Linked DNA regions of Homo sapiens: region 1 is linked to region 2. Evidence: chromatin loops called from intact Hi-C (ENCODE). Cell type or tissue: transverse colon. All regions are shown on one strand. Each heading gives the region's core, and the rest is flanking DNA. Links, peaks and the distances in the headings are about the cores only. Region 1 holds the start of SLC4A1 (solute carrier family 4 member 1 (Diego blood group)). Region 2 has its middle 10 kb from the start of FAM215A.

Evidence for each region. Peaks named below come from ENCODE experiments on the same cell type or tissue, not always from the same donor. Only the 100,000 strongest peaks of a DNase experiment are listed, where the experiment ranks them.
Region 1: a loop joins it to region 2, with 8 times the contacts of the local background. A loop is called at or near these places in 1 of 110 quality-filtered maps.

The regions. Positions count from the first base shown.
Region 1 is chr17:44,266,014-44,268,916 of GRCh38, forward strand. SLC4A1 (solute carrier family 4 member 1 (Diego blood group)) reads right to left here and starts at 2,122. Exons shown (of 20, transcript NM_000342.4): 1 at 2,041-2,122. In transverse colon, for the core only: no CTCF peak of the experiment used is centred there; no DNase peak of the experiment used is centred there.
Region 2 is chr17:43,925,736-43,928,638 of GRCh38, forward strand. It overlaps the pseudogene LRRC37A10P and LOC102724183. Among named protein-coding and RNA genes, the nearest start is that of FAM215A, 10 kb to the left of the region's middle. In transverse colon, for the core only: no CTCF peak of the experiment used is centred there; a DNase peak (open chromatin) is centred at 1,650; H3K4me3 peaks cover 1,081 bases; H3K27ac peaks cover 796 bases; H3K27me3 peaks cover 1,497 bases.

The sequences.
Region 1 (2,903 bases), core at 235-2,734, 340 kb after region 2:
AACAGCCTTCTTTCTGAGGAATGGGTGACCCTGCAGTCCTGGGGGTAGGGAGGGGATTACTGGATCTCACCAGACTGGAGAATGGGAGAGACCCCTGCCTTGGCAGGTGGGGCAAGTGATGGGGTGCGGGGGAGGGGTCCTGGACCTGAGGACGAGGTAGTCCCTACTGCAGGGCTTGGCTTTGCTCCTGAGGACCCTGATGACCCACCTCTTCTCTCTCTTTTTCCTCCTCCCTCTCTGCTTCTCCCAAAGTTCCTCTTTCTCTTCCATCTTTATTCACTTTCTTCCTTCTCTGGACTTGCCCATGCACTTTCTTAGGCCTCAGATGCTAAGGCCTCCAGGGTGTCTAAGCCTTAGGTACTAAAAGTCCCACCCATGGGGCTGGGACTGTGGCCTTGGTTGCCTATCTGAGGAGTGGAATGGTCAGAGGGGCCCTCAGAGCTGCAGAATCCAGAGGTCCAGGCTGCCTCTCTGCCACTGACTGGCTGAAGGGCCTTGGGCAGCTTCCAGCCTGTAGGCCTCAGTCACCCCATCTGTACAATGGGAGTGCCTTCCTGCCAGGGTTCTGAGACATCAGTGAGAGAGAAGAGGGGAAAACAGAGGTGCCTTGAGCTCAGTTGGAGACTTACAGGGCGCACCCATGACCCAGATTGCCACCCGCCAGCCAGGCCGCCCCCCAGCTGCAGGCCTTGTGCTGCCTAGCACTGATAAGGGCCTGGACCCAGATCGCTGCCCCAAGTTTTGGAAGTGCACCAAACACCTGGCCAGCTAGCCAGCTGGCCAGGGCCAGGCCAGATAAGGGTGAGCGGGACATCTGAGCCTAGAAGGTATAGCACAGCTGGGAAGACACGGCGGGAGAGGGGATTGACCAGATGACAGGGACAACTTCCTAGTGGTATGGCACCACCTTTGTGTAATCAGCCCGAACTGCACAAAGAACTGTACTGCCTTAACTCTTAGAATCCCCAAAGCATTCTGTGAAGTGGTTTGGGGATTCTAAGAGGAAGAAGAGTAATGTCATTAATCCATTCTACAGATGCGAAAGCTGAGGTTCAGAGACATTTACCTGCTTCAGCCACCCAGCAGGTAGGTATCAGAGCCAGGTTACAGCCTGGACTACCTGACTCCAGCCACATCCCTAAGCACTATGCTAAGTTGCCTCCAACAAAACAACTGTTAGCTGGTTTAGAGTTAGTTGTTAAGATCACGGACTCTGCAGTCGGACTGCCTGGATTCAAAGCCCAGCCCTGCCATTTACTAACGGCGTGTGACTTCAACTCTCTGTGCCTCAGTTTTCTCATCTGTAAAATGGGGGTGATGATAATGATGCCCATCTCATAGACCTGTTGTAAGCATTAAGGAAATTTACATTTGTAAGGGGCTTAGAACAGTGCCTAGCATATAAGGAGCGCTATGAAAATGTTTGCTGTCATTATCCCTTGCTGCTGGGGTTACAGTCAGACTTGCCATCTTCATTTCCCCTCTGATTTGCCCTCAGTTCCCATGGAATTAGCCTGAGCTAAGTGTTTTGAGATTCTCATGTGGTAGGAGGCTCTGCAGTTCCCTCCAATACTGACCACGCTGGGCGTGGAGCCAGGTGCCCCAGGTAGACCCCTGGAAGTGTCCCAAAGGGGATACTGTGTCAGCTGACATCCTGCCTCCTAGGTGGGAGAGGGGGTGGTCTGAGGACCCCATTAGGAAGGAAGGAGTCTGGGGTGGACAAGACCTGACCCTGTGGGATCCAACAAGCTGACAAGGGCCCATACCTGGAGGGGATCAGATACCCCCCGCAACACACGCACCGGAGCCACACATACCTCTGCTGCCATTGACCACCTGCCACCCTCCTCTTTTCAGGTGCCAATGGGCCTGTTCCCTTAGGGGCAACATATGCATGGTAACATTCTCACCCCACCCACCTGCACCCCCTTGGAGGTCAGGAGCCTGGCCCACCTGGGCATAGATTCAGGCTGGGCACCTGTAGAAGCCCTCAGGGCAGGCACCGAAGGACCATCCCCAGCCCCTCCCTGCCCTGCCCACCTGCTCACGAGCCTCAGGGTCCCTTGGTGAAGTCCTGCAGCCGCTGGTGCCCTCTGCGACCAGCTACGTTCCCACTCGTTCTGACAGCACCAGCGCCCCAGGGGCAGCTCGCAAACCCCTGACTCATGCCCCCGCCTCCTAATCTGCCCGCCCCACTGGCCCTGGGAGCCCCTTCCCACACCCCCCACCCCGCTCCCACTGGGTGCCCAGTAAACAGAGTTATCTCTTACCCACATCTGGACAGCTGTGAGTCTGGCCCACCCCACCCGCCTGGCCAGCCCCCAAGGCCTCTCGGGGCCCTCCTGGTCCCCATGGTTCTCCTGACTCTTCCTTTGTGGATGAAGGTTTGATCGCTCTGTCCTCAGGGCTCCCAGTGCCCTGGCAGGAAGGCACCAGCCTCCAGAGGTCCCTGTCCTGCCTCTGTCCATCCTCCACTCTGGCCAGGCCCTTCTGCTCTGGCCCCAAGGTGCAAGGGCGCCTGCTCCTCTCGTCTCTCTTGGTATCCACGCTAGGACTCACTCCTCCTCTGCAGTTTTCTCCACAGGGAACTGCTCAGCACTCACGGGGCACGGACAGCCCCCTCCCCTCCTTGATCCAGACTAGGATGCCCCAGCCACATTCTCCCCAAGACCCTGGCTGGTTCTAAAGAGCTGGCTCCTGGACACTAAGACACTGACATTCAGTCAACCTGAAACAATGTCAGCTCAACAAAACAACCATCCCCACACCAAGCTCTTCAACTCACAAAGCTCTAATGTCTGGGCATACTGGCTCCTCTGTAGGCAGCCTGGCTCAGGCCCCCAGGCCAGAACAGCCGCATTCTCAGCCCCTGCCATGCCCCTCCCCTTCAGTTCCCACCCCTA
Region 2 (2,903 bases), core at 139-2,638:
TCAGCCTCCACAGGAGAACCTAGAGGCTCAGCTGGGGTCTCTTGCTGGGTTGCAGGAGGTTTTGTCTCCTCAGGGCACTCTGGTGTCTGAGCTGGGGCCTCTAATTGGGTTAAGGAAGAGTCCACCTCCTCGGGGTGCCCTGGAGGCTGAGCTGCAGCCTGTTCCTGGCTTGACGTAAGTTCCTTACCTGGCTCTAGAGTTACTGCAAGCTCCATATCCACAGATTTGACTGTGACATTGGGCGGGCATGAGTGCTGAGCTTCACTCCAACTTTTCAATGGAACATTTACCTCGTGGTGTATCAATGGCGGAGCTACAAACTCTTCAGAGGCAGGTCGCTGCTGTCCTGGGGCCTCCTGCTCTGTTGAAGAAGAGTAGACCCCCTGAAGAGACTGTGAAGGCAGAGCTGGGGCCTCCTGATGGGTTAGAGAAGGTTCCTCCTCAGAGAGCTGTGGAAGCTGCACTGGGGCTTGTTGCTGAAGCGAAGAGGACTGGATGTCTTCAAGGGTCTCTGGATTTTGAGTTTCGGGCTCTAGATGGAATTGACAAAGTCCAGCTTGCTCAGGCAGTCCTGGAGGCTCATCTGAGTTCACCCAGAGTTCTGGAGGCAGGCTGCCGGGATACAGTATATCCATAATTGGATATTCATTCTGCTGAGGTTTTTTTTTTTTTTTTTTTTTTTTAAGACAGAGTCTCGCTCTGTCGCCCAGGCTGGAGTGCAGTGGCGCGATCTCGGTTCATTGCAACCTCTGCTTCCCAGGTTCACGCCATTCTCCTGCCTCAGCCTCCCAAGTAGCTGGGACTACATGCTCCCGCCACCACACCCGGCTAATTTTTTGTATTTTTAGTGGAGACGGGGTTTCTCCGTGTTAGCCAGGATGGTCTCGATCTCCTGACCTTGTGATCCGCCCACCTCGGCCTCCCAAAGTGCTGGGATTACAGGTGTGAGTCACCGCGCCCGGCCCATTCTGCTAAGGTTTTGATATAAATCGGTGTGGAGTTCCAACAGCCTTAGCAAGCTTCCGATGCTGAGCTAGATCTTTCTTCCTGTTCTTGGGCGAAACAATAAACTTGGTTGCTTTTGAATCCTTACTGTCTAGAGGTGGAACAAGTATTTCATCTGCCTGATGATCTGCAGCCTGATCTAGACCTGCAGTTTGAACCTTACTTTTGAGGCGAGGAGGCTGAACTAGGGTCTGGTTCTGATCCCAGTCCAGCATTGGAACCGCCTTTGGGAGCCTTTCTTGTCGAATCAGCCTGTCATTTAGATCCTGGTGTGCAGCAGAGAACTGCTTTGGCCCCGGGAGCAGCTCTCCAGCTGAATCCGTGTCCAGGAATGGAACCAAATGGGGCGGGGCTGACATCTGCGAGGTAGCAGAGGACCCCAGGTAATCAAAGCCCCTCGGGTCTGCCGGGGGAGTAAGCGCATGGGGAGATTCCCACGGGAGATGGGAGGAGCGAGGAGCGGGAAGACCAGGGCTCAGTCGGCCGCAGGGGATTAGAGGTCAGCTGGAGCGGGTCTTTGATCCACTCCAGAGGCTGAGCCTACTGGACTAGTAGCCACAATAGTTGCCACGTGAGGAGGGGCCGTGGGCCCCAGGGACGCTGCTGGGACATGACATGCGCTGGCGCCGTGCACTGAGCGGGAGCCATTCTGGCAGCCTCCAGACGCTCGTGCCCCTGACAAACACGCGCCCCGCCCCGTCGTTAATGACACCTTTATTTACGCCACCTTTATTAGGTTGGGGTCCAGATCTGCTCCATGTCACCAGGGCGATCTTAAGTCACAATCCCGCCCAAGGTCCCCTTCCCGCCCCGCCCCGCTGGAACACCCCTCCCCTCCCCTTAGTGAGGAAGGATTTGGGCCGCAGACCTGGGTGGTCTCAGGACTCCAGCGGCCTGTTGGGGTGAAGTGGGGTGGGGTCGGGGCGCGGCACAGCTTCCCAAGGAAGTCACAGGACCTCGCCTCGGGATATTCAGAAGTGCTAGTCCAGTTCTGGCAGCCTGAACTCTTCCTCCTCCAAGGTGAAATCCGAGAATACTCTTCCTTCCAGGGAGAGCGACTGACCTGCAAAATGGGTGCCAGTTAGGGTGGCAGGGAGGACGCACATTACAATCATTTATTCCAAAATGTTGCCATTTTCGCTAAACTTTCGGTATCTTTTGTTGCATGTTTGATAATTAATTCACCACCCTGTTAGGTAGGGGCTGCCAGGGAATGAGCGAGGACTCCAGATTTTCTGTAGGAGGGGTGTTGGGGGTAGGCAAGTCGGTCTGGGAGAGAAGGTTTTAATCCGAGTGAAGAGCCCTTTGCACTAGCCTGGGAGGAGGCTGAACTGTCATCCTGCCTTGACTCAACACAGCCATTCCCCTAGAAGTTACAGTGTCACCCTTCAGAGATCTACCCCGTGTGCACACATAGAGAAGAGGCTTAGGTTGTTAGAGTCAGCATGTTAAATCATTTCCTGAAATGCGACTGTAACTAGAACCCAGCTGACTTCCCCCACAGCCATTCTTACCTATTTTATTACTGTCTGGCATAATTACCAGCATGTAAACTCCAAGAAGGTGCTTCATCTTCTTCCAGTGCCTAGCATAGGCATAGGGTGCATAGTGATGGCTTTAAAGTGGAAGGGATTCCAAGGTTCGCCTCATTTAGGGATGGAGCTATTGTTATAATCAGTTTTCTGAAATCATTGCTGACTTCCTCTCACATTTCACAGGAAGCTAGACTTCTTAAAGCTTAAGGTTTCCTTGGTGGGTTTTATTTAAATTGAATTAAAATATTTATTTTACAGGGAAAAACTTCAAAACAAAACACTTTGCAACTTTGTGGTGAAAGTTAAATAAAACACTCTAGCTCCAAATTAAGTTCCCACTGAAATGAAACACTTCTGCTCCTT